Linked DNA regions of Homo sapiens: region 1 is linked to region 2. A link is a loop called in an ENCODE intact Hi-C map of the cell type or tissue named here. Cell type or tissue: psoas muscle. All regions are shown on one strand. Each heading gives the region's core, and the rest is flanking DNA. Links, peaks and the distances in the headings are about the cores only.

The links. Hi-C counts contacts between places; a loop is a spot of excess contacts. Peaks named below come from ENCODE experiments on the same cell type or tissue, not always from the same donor. Only the 100,000 strongest peaks of a DNase experiment are listed, where the experiment ranks them.
Region 1: a loop joins it to region 2, with 2.4 times the contacts of the local background. A loop is called at or near these places in 26 of 110 quality-filtered maps.

Annotation. Positions count from the first base shown.
Region 1 is chr16:69,925,639-69,933,847 of GRCh38, forward strand. It overlaps WWP2 (WW domain containing E3 ubiquitin protein ligase 2), which reads left to right. Exons shown (of 24, transcript NM_001270454.2): 12 at 3,810-3,891; 13 at 4,492-4,620; 14 at 5,514-5,589; 15 at 5,871-5,942; 16 at 6,164-6,252. MIR140 (microRNA 140) reads left to right here and starts at 7,443; the gene lies at 7,443-7,542. RefSeq lists silencers at 4,665-4,822, 8,024-8,209. In psoas muscle, for the core only: a CTCF peak has its summit at 4,748 (motif pointing left); DNase peaks (open chromatin) are centred at 1,633, 1,963 and 4,683; H3K4me3 peaks cover 2,903 bases; H3K27ac peaks cover 1,815 bases.
Region 2 is chr16:69,854,726-69,863,115 of GRCh38, forward strand. All of the region lies in intron 6 of WWP2 (WW domain containing E3 ubiquitin protein ligase 2), which reads left to right. Among named protein-coding and RNA genes, the nearest start is that of MIR140, 74 kb to the right of the region's middle. In psoas muscle, for the core only: a CTCF peak has its summit at 5,076 (motif pointing left); no DNase peak of the experiment used is centred there; H3K4me3 peaks cover 1,024 bases; H3K27ac peaks cover 3,150 bases.

The DNA of each region.
Region 1 (8,209 bases), core at 1-8,000, 71 kb after region 2:
TACAGGTGATGGAGCTGGGCAGCTGGGAAAGTAACCAAGCTCCACCGAACCACTGTAGCATCCACCCACCATCGCTAAAGGAGTGTGACCCTAAGAAAAGATGTCCCTGAGCAGCTGGGGGGCTATTGGCTTTTGGTCTTGAGTTTCAAGGTGTCTACTCAAGAGTCCATGCTACCACTAAGATATTTTGACACTGCCTAACTCCCAAATGGATTTGTTTCAGATCTGTGACCGTATGGTTGGAATGATCCACCCTAACAAATCTTTCTTTGCAGCTGAGATGTTGGAGGACTTTGGTCTAATTTTGACTAATAGAAGCCACCTTTTTATTTCTGACATAGCTGTGAAAGAGGCCAGAGGGAAGCAGATACGAGAGTTGAATGCCAGGTGGTGACTCTGGAAACGCATCGCTGCTAGTTATTATCGCCGTGTAGATTTCTCCTCGCGCTTGGTAGCCGCCTCTTACCTATCCCAAGTCCTTGATGTGATTTGCTGACAGTGAGTTAAGGGATGGACATCCATGACTTAGGAGAGATGATAGGCTTCATGGCTATTCTAGGAAAGAGTAGCCATGCAAAAAGGGTCATTAGAGATGATGAGACTTAGCGCATTTGATAGAGCTGGGGCAGAGTTTTATTTAATCTTGTGAGAGTCACTGGGAGCAGAAGAAAGCAGTTTTTGCGGGAACCAGCATGTGTTGGGTTTCATTTATTGGTTAGGCCAGCAGAAGACGGTAAACGTTGGTTTGGTGGTGTTGACAGATGGTGTGAAACTGGGAGGGGGTGCGCTCGACAACAAAGATGGAGAGGTGCATCCTGGGAAGTTGGCAGTGATAGGATGGGCATCTGATGCCTGGAAACATGCAGGTTTGGAGCTGGATCTTCTCGATGCAGACACTTCTGCTCTCGGGTAGTTATTTAAGAGGTTGTGTCAACCCTGTTATACCTGCAGGGTACCACTTAGTCAATGAGCACTGCAGTCCAGTGTGCCAGAAGGGCCTTCTGGTCCTTCTGATTGGAGAGATCATTTAGTGAAGCTTCCACACATTTGTTGATGTTCAGCTTGGGGATCCCTTACGCAGATAGCTGCCCCACATGGCTCCCTGGACCAAAGAAAGATCATTAGTATCTCAGAGATTGGCAGCAACTCCAATGCGAGAGAGTAAAACTCTGAAGACCCTGCGTCGTCAGTAGGCAGGGGAAAATGCGTCAGATTAAACAAGAATCTGTACTGCTGTTTAGTAGCCAGTGGCATAGAAGCCGGGGACTTCTAGTGTATTTCAGGCTCTGTAGAGGCAGGTGATGTAGCCCAGTCAAGTGGGTTTTCATGCCAGTTCTGCTGAGTGATGGTCACCAGGTAAGCACAGCTGATGGAGACTTGAAAACAGCTCTCGAATGCTAAGTGTGGAAATATTTGAGATAGAAATGGAGGAGCCGTGGTCAGAGTCGATACTGTTAATGAACGATCAGAAAAAAACCCACAAAACTGTCATAGTCTAGAATTAAGAGGAAGAACATTCTGGCTAAAGGCCAGGGCTCCTTCTGAATCTCAGATCCTTGGGGATCTGTGTTGGCTGCCCCAGGGCTGTGGCTGGGGCCGGCTCCCCAGGGCTCACCGAGAATGAACAGGAAGAACAGCCAGACCAAGTGAGAGTGATCGGCAGCTTGCTAACCCAGCCTGCTGGTGTCCCTCTCTGCTGCCCCAGGAGAGACCCCGCATCTTCCCCACACACTGCTGTGGGACTCAGGACACCTCGGGTTCAGATCCACATCTGCCCTCGGCAGCCCTGACCCTGGGCCTGTGGCTGAATATGTCTGAGTCCCTTTGTCCTAAAATGAGGTCGAGCCAGGTGTTCCTGGGGTCTTTCCCAGCCCCCAACTGAAACTGAATGCCGCGAGGCAGCCAGCCGGCCTTGGGAGGCCTCCACACAGCAGCAGTGCCAGAAATGACGACACAGGCCTCAAGCCCGCTGGACAGATCCCCCTGGCCCTGTGGTTAGCCTTGGCTTTGGCCCTTAACAGGGCAGACGTGGAGGATCTAGTTCAAAGCAGTAGCTTCGGGGCTGGGAGCAGCCCCTCCCCTGGAAACCTCTTGGGAAGCCTTCCTTCTGTGTGTTCTGAGGTGGTGGTAGCTCTGTAACAGCTCTGGGCACCTCCTGTTCTTTCTTTCCTTTGGCTTTCTTTTATTTATTTTTTATTTACAAAATAGAGATGAAGTCTCGCTGTGTTGCCCAGGCTGGTCTCGAACTCCTGGGCTCGAGCGATCCTCCTGCCTCAGCCTCCCAAAGTGCTGGGATTACAGGCGTGATCCACCGTGCCCAGCCTGTCTTTATTTTTATTTTATTTATTTGTTTTTCCAGCTTTACTGAGGTATGATTGACAAATAATGTCTGTTTGTAAAATTTCAGTCGAGTCATAGATACCAGGTAAGGCAGAGAGTGGGAGGGAGACTGAGGCCTTGGTCTGGTGTTGGGAGCACTGCAGCTCGAGTCTTGGAGTCAGGAGGGGGTTGTTGCACTTCCCTGTTCTGCTCCTTTTTCAGCTTTCTGGTTCCCTGTAGCTTCTGGAACTGATTATTTTTGTTTCTTTAATGCTGCCCTGTCTTGTAAAAGGAGAGCCATTAGCATCATTTGTTTTCAGGAGAGAAGCAGATTTGAAGGCTCAGGAACTTCCTGGGAAAGGTGACCTCTTTTGAGCCAAGAGCTTTACCCCCTAGTTTTTTGTTTTTTTTTTCTCCTGTCTACCTGGAGCTGAGAGGTTATCCCTTTCAATCCCTCTCAAGGTCCAGAATCACCAGCTAGGGTTGGGTCTGCCCCTGGAGCACAGACTCCTCCCTTGGGGACCCCAGAGCCCTTATCAGTATATCAGTAAAGGGCAAGAGAACAGAGATTGTTCAGAGCAGAGGAAAAGTGTATTTGTTCCCCAGCCCCACTCCATGAACATTCCCCTGTCTCAAAGCACATACTTAGGCCTAAGAACAGGATAGGCAGGCCAGGCACGGTGGCTTATTGCCTGTAATCCCAGTACTTTGGGAGGCTGAGGCGGGAGGATCACTTGAGGCCAGGAGTTCGAGACCAGCCAGGACAACATAGCGAGACCCTGTCTTTATATAAAAAAGAAAAAAAAGATACAAGTCTAAGAAGAGGCTGGGCAGTGTAAGTGTCCTCAGCCCCAGATATCATTTATTTGCTTATAAGCAAGAAAGAGGCGTGCCAGGGTATGAGAGTTTTAGAACAAGACTTAGCCTGTAAGTGGGAGAAGAGGGAGAACTTGGAGGGTACAGGGGCGCAGGGTGCAGAGCACTGATCAGAGAGGTGCGAGGGAAATGCAGCCACTCCATAAGGACCACGCCCTGTAGGACAGAGGCGCCCAGGTTAGCTGCATGCAGTGCAGAGGGTCCCAGGACCAGGGATCAGCTGTGAGGGACTTGGGTGGGGGGCCTGGCGGGTTAGGGACTGCCCGGCTTCCATGCTGCACACAGCTGGGAGCAATTATGCCTCTGGTTTGAGCTGTGCTGCTCCCTCTGGGTGGCCACACCACCCCCTCCCTCCGACCAATCAACCAAAGAAGTGCTTCATCTCGAGTTGGAAGTATGTCACCCCCGCCCCCCACCACCAACAAGGAAGGACCCTCTTTGTCCCTTTCCCAGTGACAAGTGTGAGTGAGCTTGGCTTTGGCTGGTTCTTCTCTAACAGGCTGACAACAGGGAGATAAACTCAGACCCAGCACCCAGGAGGTGGGAACCTCAGGGAAAGGACACCGGCTCTCCGTGTTTGAATCTGATGTTCTTTCTTTCTTCTCATGTGGCAGAGAAGAGACAGGACAATGGACGGGTGTATTACGTGAACCATAACACTCGCACGACCCAGTGGGAGGATCCCCGGACCCAGGGGTAAGGACTTGGGCTGAGAGGGGGGCCGGGCTGGGCTGGGTCTCTGTGCAGCTCCAGCACTGGGCAGGTGGCTTTGGACTGCATCGTCCCAGAGGGCTGATGTCAGGGACCTTTAGCCACACACAAGTGTCTTGAGACTCTCACCGTACAGATACACTGTTGGCCTGATGAGAGCTTAAAAGGGGTTTCTTAAATAGACCTTCCTGGTGGATGGAGGGCGGCCCGGCTGGCGGGTGTTGCTGGTCTCCATACTGATTGTGCTGGCTGCTGATAATTGGATTGCAAAAAGGTTGAGGGCATCCTGGTCTCCCAACACCCCCAAGTGAAGCTGTGCTGGGGCACAGGGTGCCTCAGGATTGCTGGTGGCTGCTCAGTCCAATGCCATCCATGCAGGGCTGGGTTTTTGGCCATGAGATAATAAGTGACCTCTCCGTGCTGCAGAACTGTTCTCACGACTTGGGTCATGCTTCTTGGGTGCATGTCCTCAAAGTCCCTCATGGGCTCTGCAGAGACAAAGCCACACTTTGAGGACCCAGCCTCCAACCACCAAGGTCCAGAAGGTGGGGCCAGCCCTTCACCCTTTTCTTCCCGTGTTTCCAGGATGATCCAGGAACCAGCTCTGCCCCCAGGATGGGAGATGAAATACACCAGCGAGGGGGTGCGATACTTTGTGGACCACAATACCCGCACCACCACCTTTAAGGATCCTCGCCCGGGGTTTGAGTCGGGGTAAGGACTTTGTGCAGGTAGCAGCAGTGTCAGGAGCCGAGGCCCAGGCTGTCCTTGTTCTGGCTCTGGGAGGCCCACTTTGGGTGGCCCCTGTGGTGCGTTCTACTGCCCTTACTGCCCTCTAGTGGCCAATGTTGATGTCATATTAAAGGGGATGGGAGGATAGCTTGAGCCCAGGAGTTTGAGACCAGCCTGGACAACATAGCGAGACCGTGTCTCCACAACAATAAAAAAGATTAACCAGGCTGAGAAAAATGGCAAGACCCCATCTCTACAAAAAAAAATTAAAAATTAGCTGGATGTGGTGGTGCATGCCTGTAGTCCCAGCTACATAGGAGGCTGAGGTGGGAGGATCCCTTGAGCTCAGGAGTTTGAGGCTGCAGTGAGCTATGATGGCACCACTGCACTCCAGCTCAGGTGACAGAGTGAGTCCCTGTTTCTAAAAAATAATAATACATTTAAAATTAGCTCGGTGTGGTAGCACACTCCTGTAGTCCTAGCTACTTGGAAAGCTAAAGCGGGAGGATCGCTTAAGACCAGGAATTCGAGGCCGCAGTGAGCCATGATCACACCACTGCACTGCAGCCTGGGTGACAGAGCAAGACCCCGTCTCTAGAAAACGAACAAACAAATAAATAAGATGGGATGGGGAGGAAGGGACTATCCTGTTTATTCCGAATGACACTAGAGTTATTTCTCTAAAAGCAAGAAGTCTGGCTTTATTTCTAGATTTTCTTTTTTATTCTTCAAGGATCTTAATGACAGTCACTTCCTCACCTTACATTACTAATCTTTAAATTAACATAGCACCAGCTTTCCTTAGGGCTGACAAAGACAAATTGTTCATTTTCTGAGAAATCGCATGAACCCCTGAACATCTTTGCTCTTCCTAGGACGAAGCAAGGTTCCCCTGGTGCTTATGACCGCAGTTTTCGGTGGAAGTATCACCAGTTCCGTTTCCTCTGCCATGTGAGTTCTGGTACTGGGGCTCCCGTGGCAGTTGGGGTTATTGAGTTATTTCAGTGTGAGTTCCCGGCACAGCAGCAGGTATCGGAATGTTTGTGTCTTAGGCGGGCGCAAGACACTTGTCTAACCCGGAGCTGGCTGTCTCTAGGAAGCTAGTTTTCATTCCTAGGGCACATGCTATTGCCTCCTGGCCCAGCAGGCTGGGGAATGCCTGTTCATACAGACAGGAGAACAGATGACCACTTGAGGCTCGATTTAAAGTTCTTTTCTTTTTTTTTTTTCAGTCAAATGCCCTACCTAGCCACGTGAAGATCAGCGTTTCCAGGCAGACGCTTTTCGAAGATTCCTTCCAACAGGTTAGATCATGGTGCCCGAAACCAGTGGCAGGCCGACGCCCTCCTCCCAGCACCCCATCTCCTATCGCGTGGCCTGTTAAACCCACACTGCAGACTTTCCAGGGCGTGAGTCTTGGTGACTGTGTCTGCTGGATATTGGGCCTTAGAGTCCCCTGTCCCTCCCGCCCCTGCCTGCTGTGGAAGGGAGAGTGGCAGGCTGGCCCGATGCTCTGTCTTCCCAGATCATGAACATGAAACCCTATGACCTGCGCCGCCGGCTCTACATCATCATGCGTGGCGAGGAGGGCCTGGACTATGGGGGCATCGCCAGGTGAGCTTGAGTGCCCCGGAAGGCTGCCCTGTACCCCGCTTCCCCAGGCTACAGCATCAATGGCCAGAAAGCTGCCTGCCCCCTGCTCACATTCCCTCCCAAAGCTCTCATGCATCTTCAGGAATGGGCACAGTGTGGCATTCAAAATACGTGAACCCGCCAGGCGCGGTGGCTCACGCCTATAATCCCAGCACTTTGGGAGGCTGAGGCAGGTGGATCACCTGAGGTCGGGGGTTCGAGACCAGCCTGACCAACATGGAGAAACCCCGTCTCTATTAAAAATACACAATTAGCTGGGCGTGGTGGTGCATGCCTGTAATCCCAGCTCCTGGGGAGGCTGAGGCGGGAGAATCGCTTGAACCTGGGAGGCAGGAGGTTGCAGTGAGCCGAGATCGTGCCATTGCACTCCATCCTGGGCAACAAGAGCGAAACTCCATCTCAAAAACAAAACAAACAAAAAAACAAAATACGTGAATCCATGTGGCCAGTCCATTGGGCCTGGAACAGGGGCCTGGGGTGCCCCACTGGGCTGGACATTAAGCCTTTAGTTACTGGGTCATGAGGCGACGGAGGACTCCTGGGAGGGGCGAGAGCTCAGTACAATGGCTCTGTTATCTACCAATGTGTCATGTTTCTGTACTTTAACAACCAGGCCAGCAGCATCTGGGCAGTTGAATATAGGGGCCATGTGGTCATCCATTAGAGTTGACCCTGGGATCCCCTCCTCTTAAGGCAGCCAGGGCAGGTGAAGTCAGGTGTCCCCGTGTGGATAAGCTGTGTCACGATCCACAGGGCCTTGAGCAGGGCTCAACTGCATGTCACATGCCTGGGGTCAGTAAAACTGTAACGGCTTATGTCACCCTAAAAAGAGTCCAAAGCATTGTCTTGCCTTCACCCTGGTCCACCCATAAAAGTTAACAGGCCCTCTGGGAAATGCTGCCTTGGACAGCAGGGCAGAAGGGCCCCGGCAGAGAGAGAGAGCGCTGTGGCCCGCAGCGACCTCTCCGCTCGAGACCTCTCCCGGTGTGGGCATGTCTTCCCGCTTGGTGTTGGGTTAACTTGCTTCTGGTCCTCTGTTCGGTGGTGGCGTTGCCTTCTGCGCTGGCCCCGTGGATGGATGTTCCTTTTTTCCGTGGTGACCTCCTCTCCAGGCTCTGCTTGGTGGGCTTCTGGTGTGGCCGCGCCCTGTGTGTGTCTCTCTCTGTGTCCTGCCAGTGGTTTTACCCTATGGTAGGTTACGTCATGCTGTTCTACCACAGGGTAGAACCACGGACAGGATACCGGGGCACCCTCTGCGTCGACGGACTCCTCGTCTGCCCAGCCACAAACAGCCCAGCAGCTGGGGACTGGCCCCCTTGGGACATCCCCTTGCTGGTTTAGCTCAAGCCCAAAAGGACTCTGAATTCATGCCTGAGGCTCGCACCCAGGGCACGGGTGTTGGTTCAGATGAATGCGTGGAAGTGTGGGAACGGGGATGGTGTTGGGGTCTGGGGGTGAAGGGAGGGCAAAGTGCAAGAGTGTTGCATAGCTGGTGGGCATGAGGTTTCTCATCTGAAGGCAGCATGGATTACATTGTCATGGATCGGGGTTGGAAATGTGTTGCTGTGTATTTACGTTATGTTGCCCGCCCAGGTAGAGTGGAAACAGGGTAGTTACTATTCAAACAGAACCTTTGCAGAAAAATTATTGTAATAAACATGCATCGTGCCCTTGTGCAGTGCACAGCCTAGGCAACTGAGCATGGTGACCCAGGGTACAAGGACCCCCTTTACCATTAGAAGCTCTGGATATTGTGATGTAAAGTCTTGGAACACATCACCTGGGAGCCGACAATCACACGTTTTCCCAAATATCATCCTCAAATGCAGTTGCCGCCCTGGTTCACTGTAGGTCTGAGCCTGCCCTGTTCACTGACCAGCTGTTCATATAGGTTAGCCCGGGTGCTTGTCACAGGGCT
Region 2 (8,390 bases), core at 174-8,173:
TTTTTAGTAGAGGCGAGGTTTCGCCAAGTTGGTCATGCTGGTCTCGAACTCCTGACCTCAGGTGATCCACCTGCCTTGGCCTCCCAAAGTGCTGGGATTACAAGTGTGGGCCACCGCGCCTAGCCTCTTTTTTGTTTTTTAAAATTTTGAGACAGGGTCTTGTTCTGTCATCCAGGCTAGAGTACAGTGGTGCAATCAAGGCCCACTGCAGCCTCAACCTCCAAGGCTCAAGTGATCCTCTTGCCTCAGCCTCCCAAATAGCTGGGACTACAGGTGTGCACCACCACAGTAGGCTAATTTTTAAAATTTTTTGTAGAGATAAGGTCTCCCCAGGCTGGTCTTGAACTCTGAACTCAAGCGATCCACCAGCCTTGGCCTTCCAAAGTGCTGGGATTACAGGCATGAGCCGCTGAGCCCCAGCCGGCTTTTCATTTTGTTTTAGATAAAAATAGTAACAGAACTAAAATCTAGAATTTATATTCTGCTTCACATGTACTGGGTTTCATGAAGTTTTTCTTCACCCTTAACTTATTGAAAATATAGTGGAGGTATTTGTCTCAATATTCTTGGGGTCTGCCATCCTTATTTCTTAAGTATTTTTTAGTTCACTTCAGTCTGCCCTCTGCCTCTATCATTCTGCTGCAATGACAGTCACCAAAGCCCCCCTGACCTGTCTGCCAGTTTAACATCATGGACTAGTCCTCTCTAGAAACATTTTGTGCCTTGGTTTCTATAATAATGCAGAATCCCAGAGTGTTCCTTTTTTCCCTTGGTTTTATTGATTTTTATTACTTAAAAAATGAGTTTGATTCATGCGAAAAATATGTATAAATGTATCATATAAGAGCCGGTTGCAGTATTAAATAGGGCAGTCAAGAGAGGTGTTGTTGAGAAGGTGACTTTTAAGCAAAGATTTGAAGGAGGCAAGGAATGTAACCATGAGGATATCTGGGGAAAGAGAGTTTGGGCAGAAGAATGGCTGTTGGAAAGGCCTTAAGTTAGGAATGTGCCTTTGGAGTTGAAGGAACAGTGGAGAGGCCAGTCCCACTGGAGAGGAAGGGGAAGTGGAGTCATAGGAAGAGATGACACTGGTAAAGGGTGGTGCCAGATCATTCTGATGAATTTCTGCTTTATGTATTTCGAGGTTATTTCATTGGATCTAGAGTACAATTTGACATATGTCTTATGGATGAATAGAACGTTTTGGCCTTATCTTGTTATTCTTGTTTTTAGTGCTTTTTCTCTTAAAATTTATTTGGTCTGAAGCCAGGCACAGTGGTATGTGCCTATAGTCCCAGCCACTGGGGAGGCTGAGCTGGGAGGATTGCTTGAGTCCAGGAGTTCGAGTCTAGCCTGGGCAGCATAACAAGACTCCCATCTCTAAAAAAGATGTATATTTATTTGGTCTGACAAATAAAAAGTAACTTAACAACGTGAATGACTCTTAAAAGTATTAGGCTAAGCTTAAGAAGCCAGACATAGAAGCTTATGTTCTATATGATTCCATTTATATAACATCCTGGAAAAGGCAAAATTCTAGGGACAGAAATCCAATCTGAAGATGTGGGGGCATTGGAGGAGGGATTGACTGCAAAGGGGCACAAGGAAATTTTGGGAGCAATGGGAATGTTCTATGTCTCAGTTGTGGTGATGGTAACACCACTATAAACATTTGGTAAAACTTGCCAAATTGTACCCTTAGAAAGGGTAAATTTTACTCTATGTAAATTATACCTTAATTTTAAAAATCATTAAAAGACCCATTTGGTGGCCAGGTGCGGTGGCTCACGCCTGTAATCCCAGCACTGTGGGAGACTGAGGTGGGTGGATCACGAGGTCGGGAGATCGAGACCATCCTGGCCAACATGGTGAAACCACATCTCACTAAAAATACAAAAATTAGCTGGGTGTGGTGGCATGTGCCTGTAGTCTCAGCTACTCGGGAGGCTGAGGCAGGAGGATTGCTTGAACTTGGGAGGTGGAGGTTGCAGTGAGCTGAGATCACGCCACTGCACTCCAGCCTGGGTGACAGAGGGAGACTCTATCTCAAAAATAAAAAATAAAAAAAAAATACAACAACAACAACAAAACCCGTTTGGTGTGACGTTAACCTAACTATCCCAGCTTCCTTTTGTTTTGTGTCCACTTGGCATATTTTTTTCCCTATTCATTTCATTTTAACCTATTTGGTACTTATATTTTAGGTAGTGTTTTTTTGTAACAGCATTTAACTAGAGTTTTAAAAAACCATATGATTTTAAACTGTCACAGTTCATTTATGTTTCTCGTGATTCTTGATATCTTTAGAGTTGTTTTCTTCCTCTTGTTAATTTCTGTCTGTCCTACAGTTTCTGTTTCCCATCTTTGACTAACTTTCCACTTTTTTTACTTTTTTTGAGACAGAGTCTCACTCTGTCGCTCAGGCTGGAGTGCAGTGGCGCCATCTCGGCTCATTGCAACCTCTGCCTCTGGGGTTCAAGCGATTCTCCTGCCTCAGCCTCCCGAGTAGCTGGGCGCGCTCCACCACGCTCAGCTAGTTTTTGTATTTTTAGTAGAGATGGGGTTTCACCTGTTGGCCAGGCTGGTCTCGAACTCCTGACCTCGTGATCCACCTGCCTTGGCCTCCCAAAGTGCTGGGATTACAGGTGTGAGCCACCACGCCTGGCGTAACTTTCCACTTTCCACTGTGTTTGGTCTGCCTTTTCAAGAAAAGTCTTGATGGGTTGAAGGTATCTTTGGCTCCCTGACTATTTGATAATGGAGTGTGAAATTCTGCATCCAGTGGTGTGAAGAGAGCAAGAGCTCATTGACTGGCTCCCGGCCTGAAGGTTTTCTGTTTGGCCTTATGCTGAGTTTTATATACAGCATGTCTATATTTTGGGTCTACTTTGTGTGTTTTGTGTTTTCAAATGGCCTTTGAAGGTCAACTCTTTTTTTTTTTTTTTTTTTTTTTTGAGACAGGGTTTCGCTCTGTCACCCAGGCTGGAGTGCAGTGGCACAATCACAGCTCACTGCAGCCTCGACCTCCCAGGCTCAAGTGATCTTCCCACCTCAGTCTCCCAGGTAGCTGAGACTACAGGTGTGCGCCACCATGCCTGGCTAATTTTTAAATTTTTTTTTGTAGTGACAGTGTCTTCCTGTGTTGCCTAGTCTGGTCTTGGATCCTCTTTCCTCAGCCTCCCAAAGTGTTGGGATTATAGGCGTAAGCTACCGCATCCGGCCTAACAGTACAACTCTATAACGACAAAATGACACAAAGAAAATTTAATGAAATTAGTGAAAACCTAGAGTAGGATGTGGTGCAGATACTCATTATTTTGTAGTGGAGAATGGGAGATTAGGGCCCGGTTGGTTTTGTTCCTTTTCTTTGAAATTTTACCTTTAGAACCAGTAAAAAAAAAAAGTTTTCTTTTAAATAAAGTTATACATTTTTCTTTACACTTAGAAAAAGGATGATGAATTGGAGACTTCCGAGGAGTTATTTCTTCCACCTGGTTTGTGGTTTTTTTGGGGAGGAAGGGGCTTGGGGGAAGTGGTGCTGAAGCTTTCACTCAAACACCAGGCCACGGCTCTGTGTGCCTCATTCATCTTTGTGTCCCCAGCAGGACCTAGAATAGTGCCTCACTGCACGTAGTAGCAGCTCAATAAATATTTGCTGAGCTGAAAGAGTCTCGTGTTCCTGCTCTTCATTCGCCAAAACTTCTGGGTGGGTCATGTTGCTGGTTTACGTTCCCTGGCGCCTTGACTCCTGAGATGCGATAATTTGAGGACCACAGAGAAGAGGGGGCGCCCTTTATCACAGCCGCCTTGTGCTTGCAAGGTGAACCACCAAGAGTGTGCTGGGGTCCCACTGCCTGCACAGTCTCTGTGGCTTCATCTGTTTTTTTCTTCATGATTGATATTTCTGTGTTGAATGCTTTTCACCGACTGTTCTTTTCAAATCCTTGCAGCTTTTAAGGTTAGTATTGGAATCAGAGAAGAATTGACACATAAATAAGTCTTGTTTGGGAAAAGAAGGTGTAAAGTCCGTGTACTTCAACTCTGCCAGAAAAGAATGTTACTTACCCTCTAAGAATAGGTAATATCTCATTTATACTAGGTGTTCAAATTCCCAAGTGATTATTGAATCTTAGGATTGAGTGTCTCCTTGAGGACATTAGGATCACTGGAATGCTGCTCCTTCGACATGGGCACTGGATCCCACAGAGTGATGCCATAACTGTATGAGGGCTGCTGAACTAGACCAGCAAGAACTGGGTCAAGGCTGTTCCCTAGTCATGCATGTATTTGAGAGTTCCATCTTCTACTGTGGAAATTGAATTGTCATTTATTTGCATTCATTTTCTATTGCTCTGTAACAAATCACCACAAACTCAGGGCTTAAAACAACACCATTTATTAGCTCACAGTTCTGTAGGTCATAAGTCCAGGATCACACGGCTGACTTTTCCCTTCAGGGTCTCACAAGGCCAAAATCAAGGCTCTGGCAGGACAACATTCTTATCTGCATACACTGGGGAAGAATTCATATCAAAGGTCATTCAGGGCTGGGCACAGTGGCTCACGCCTGTAATTCCAGCACTTTGGCAGGCTGAGGTGGGCAGATGGCTTGAGTACAGGAGTTTGAGACCAGCCTAAGCAACATAGCCAAACCCCATCTCAACAAAAAAAATACAGAAATTAGCTAGGCATGGTGGCGCATGCCTGTCATCCCGGTTACTCAGGAGGCTGAGGCGGGAGGATCGCTTGAGCCCAGGGAGGTCGAGGATGCAGTGAGCTGTGATTGCACCACTGCACTCCAGCCTGGGCGACAGAGGGAGACCCTGTCTCAAAAAAAAAGAAAAAGAAAAAAAAAGTCATTCAGGTCCTTAGCTGAATTTAGTTATTTGCAGTTGTAGGACTGAGGTGCCCATTCCTTGCTGACCATCAGCGGGGGTCCCTCTCAACTCCTTAAGCTTCCCCCTGGCCCCGACCCCTGCATTCCTTCTCACGGTGCCCCCTCCACCTTCGAGCCAGGAAAGGAGTGTCAGATCTCCCTGTGATTTGAATCTCTCTGATTTTCTCTCCTGCCACCTGCTGGAGAAGGCGCTCTGCTTCCAGGAGGTGATGTGATGCTAATTAGACTGAGAGAGCACCGCCCCCCACCCCCGCCCCGCCCGATGATCCCCTTTCTTAAGGTCTGCTGTGGTACACGACGACATACTTGACGACATACTCAAGGGTGTGGCACCTTGTCATATTCACAGGTTTTAGGCATTGGAGGGGGGCTAGAGTGAGAGGGATGTCATTTTAGAAATTCTCCCCACAGTAGAAAGACTCTCTCTAATGGGCCAGCCATGGTGGCTCAGACCTGTAATCCCAGCACTTTGGGAGGCCGAGGTGGGAGGATCACTTCACCTTAGGAGTTCAAGACCCCCATCGCTATAAAAAAAAATCAAAAAAATTAGCCAGGCGTGGTGGTCCGATTCCATTCTTTAAAGGAGTCGGGGAGGTGATGAGTGACTGGATTGGAAAGAATATGCAAAGTACTGGAGGTTACAGGCCCAAGAGTGATTTTGAACCTGACAGCTTGCATCTTTCCTTCATTCAACAGATATTTCCTGAATCCTACTGTGGGCCAGGCACACACTAGGTGCTGAGTCTCCAGAGGTTCACAAAACAAGACATGATCTCTGCCCTCATGAATGTGTAGTGACACATAGCAGTGCCATAAAGGGAACAATTAGGATGTTATGAGAGAATGAAAGGAAATTTACTGTAGCCTGGGAGATGAGGGACATTTGGACTGAGATTTGGCCTAGGAATTTGGCCACCTGGGTGGAAAGTCCAGGAAGAGAATGCCGGGCAAGTAGATCAGCAAAGGGTCTGACTCTCCCTTGGTAGGGGTCTAGAGAGGTATTTTGAGGGATGTCCATTGAACATATTCTTTTTGGAGCCTGCCTCCGTCCTGCTGAATTCCTGCCTTGTGATTTGTCGTGTCAGAACACTTAGAAATAATGCTCTACCCAGCTCATGCCTCTAATCCCAACACTTTGGGAGGCCGAGGCTGGAGGATTGCTTGAGGCCAGGAGTTTGAGACCAGCCAGGACAACATAGCAAGACTCGATCTCTAGTTAAAAAAAAAAAAAGGAAAGAAAGAACACTCTAATATACTGTAGTCCCCCATTCATTCAAGGTCCTGTGTAGTCCTTTCTGGTCTGGAGCTATAGTAAAAGGAGGCAGTGAGTGGGCCAGATTCAAACAGGGAATGATGCCAGTAGCGAGAAAGTGAAGAGGCTTTTCTGGCGCACCTGTACAGGTTGTGCTCTGCATTCCTTGGGGGCCAGCCCCATGGAGATTCCTCCTGTGCACAGTGGAGGTTGATGGGGATGCTCATCTCCTAAGCGGCAACAGTGTCCTATGCACTCATAATTCAGGGTCAGGGGATCTCAGGTCATAGGACAAATCACAGGCTGCTGTCTCTGTTCAGGGTACCTCAAGCCATCAATGGCCACGTTGAGCAGGTGAACACTTCCCCTCTGAACTCTCTAGCTCTCTTTGAAGTTTGGGAGGGCATTTGAGCACTCTTCTCAGCTAAGCCCAACATACGGCCTGGAAGTAGATTGGACAAGTCACCATTTACTATACCTTCTCTCTCAAGGTGAGTTTTTTTAGTCTAATGAAATTGCCACCTTTGAGAAGGTTGCTCTGTACTCTAGGGTGCGCAAAAGGAAATTGTTTGTCTTCCGGAAGTCTTTCTGTAATTTAGAATGGACTTGGCAGCGATTTTATTTTTACCTTCCCTGTCATTTGTGAGGCTGGCAGTCCAGAGGTAGGGTGTGGAATGGAGCCGTAAATTGCGCTTGCAGTGACCAGAAGGGGCCCATTTTAACTCTAATTGTGCCTTTCCCGGTTCACTTCTCCTTTTACCCGCCCTCTCCTTTTTTTTTTTTTTTCTAATCCACATTTGAGTGGGGAGGAAGAATTGAGGGGGGTGCAGGTGGGAGTAGGTTTATTTATTGGCGCTTCTCTGGGTGGTGGACACTGTTTCTTTTCCCATTACGGCTTCCTTTTTTATTTTTTCATGCTTCTATTTTAAGTGCCTGTTTCTTTCTGGTTCTGTCTTGCTGGAAACTGGCCCAGCTCCACTGAATTTTTTTTTCCATGCAGCTATTAAAAGACAATGACCAGTTAAGAGTGTGCTCAGAGGAAGGACAGACTTGAGGTGGGGAGCCCTCTTGGTTCTAGTAATCCTAGGCAAATACCGCTTACCCGGATTGGAATGTGAGAGGAGTTTTATTAGGTAATTTTACTTTTTGTGCCTGTTTTATAGGAGGAAAATCAATAATCAGGTTGTTTTGTTTTGTTTGTTTGTTTTGAGACAGACTTTCGCTCTTGTTGCCCCGGCTGGAGTGCAATGGTGTGATCTCGGCACACTGCAACCTCAGCCTCCAGGGTTCAAGTGATTCTCTTGCCTCAGCCTCCTGAGTAGCTGGGATTACAGGCATTCGCCACCATGCCCGGCTAATTTTGTATTTTTAGTAGACACGGGATTTCTCCATGTTGGTCAGACAGGTCTGGAAGTCCCGACCTCAGGTGATCCACTCACCTCGGCCTCCCAAAGTGCTGGGATTACAGGCGTGAGCTACCGCGCCTGGCCCTTGTTTTGTTTTTTTGAGATGGAGTCTCGCTGTGTCACCTAGGCTGGAGCGCAGCAGCAGGATCTCTCTCAGCTCACTGCAGCCTCCATTCCCCAGGCTGGTCTCGAACTCCTGACCTCAGGCAATCCAACCACCTCGGCCTTCCAAAGTGCTGGGATTACAGGCATGAGCCACCATGCCTGGCCAGTAATCAGTTTTTATACCTTGAAACTTCTCTTTTGCTGAACTTGAATACCAGTGGGCCTGAATCTGGGGTCAATGAACCTCCCTTTCATATTCTGGGCCTCTTTTACCAAGATAGAAAAGTATGCTTGGAACCTGGTATCCAGCCAGCCATGAATTCTTTTTTTTTTTTTTTTTTTTTTTTTTGGAAACAGGGTCTCTTGCTCTATTGCCCAGGATAGAGTGTAGTGGTGTGAGTGTGATCACAGCTCACTGCGGCCTCGACCTCCCCAGCTCAAATGATTCTCCCACCTCAGCCTCCCGCATAGCTGGGATCACAGGCACTTGCCACTATACCTGGCTAATTTAAAATAATTTTTTATGGAGACGAGGTCTCCCTGTGCTGCCAGGCTGGGTTTGCACTCTTGGGCTCAAGCAGTCCTCCGCCCTTGGCCTCCTAAAGTGCTGGGATTACAGGTGTGAGCCGCCACCCCCGGCCTAGCCATGAATTCTCGGCATTTGGGAGAGATATGTCCCTAGTCTTTATAGAATCCTACATGTATTAATTTAGAAATGTTTGTAGGGTCT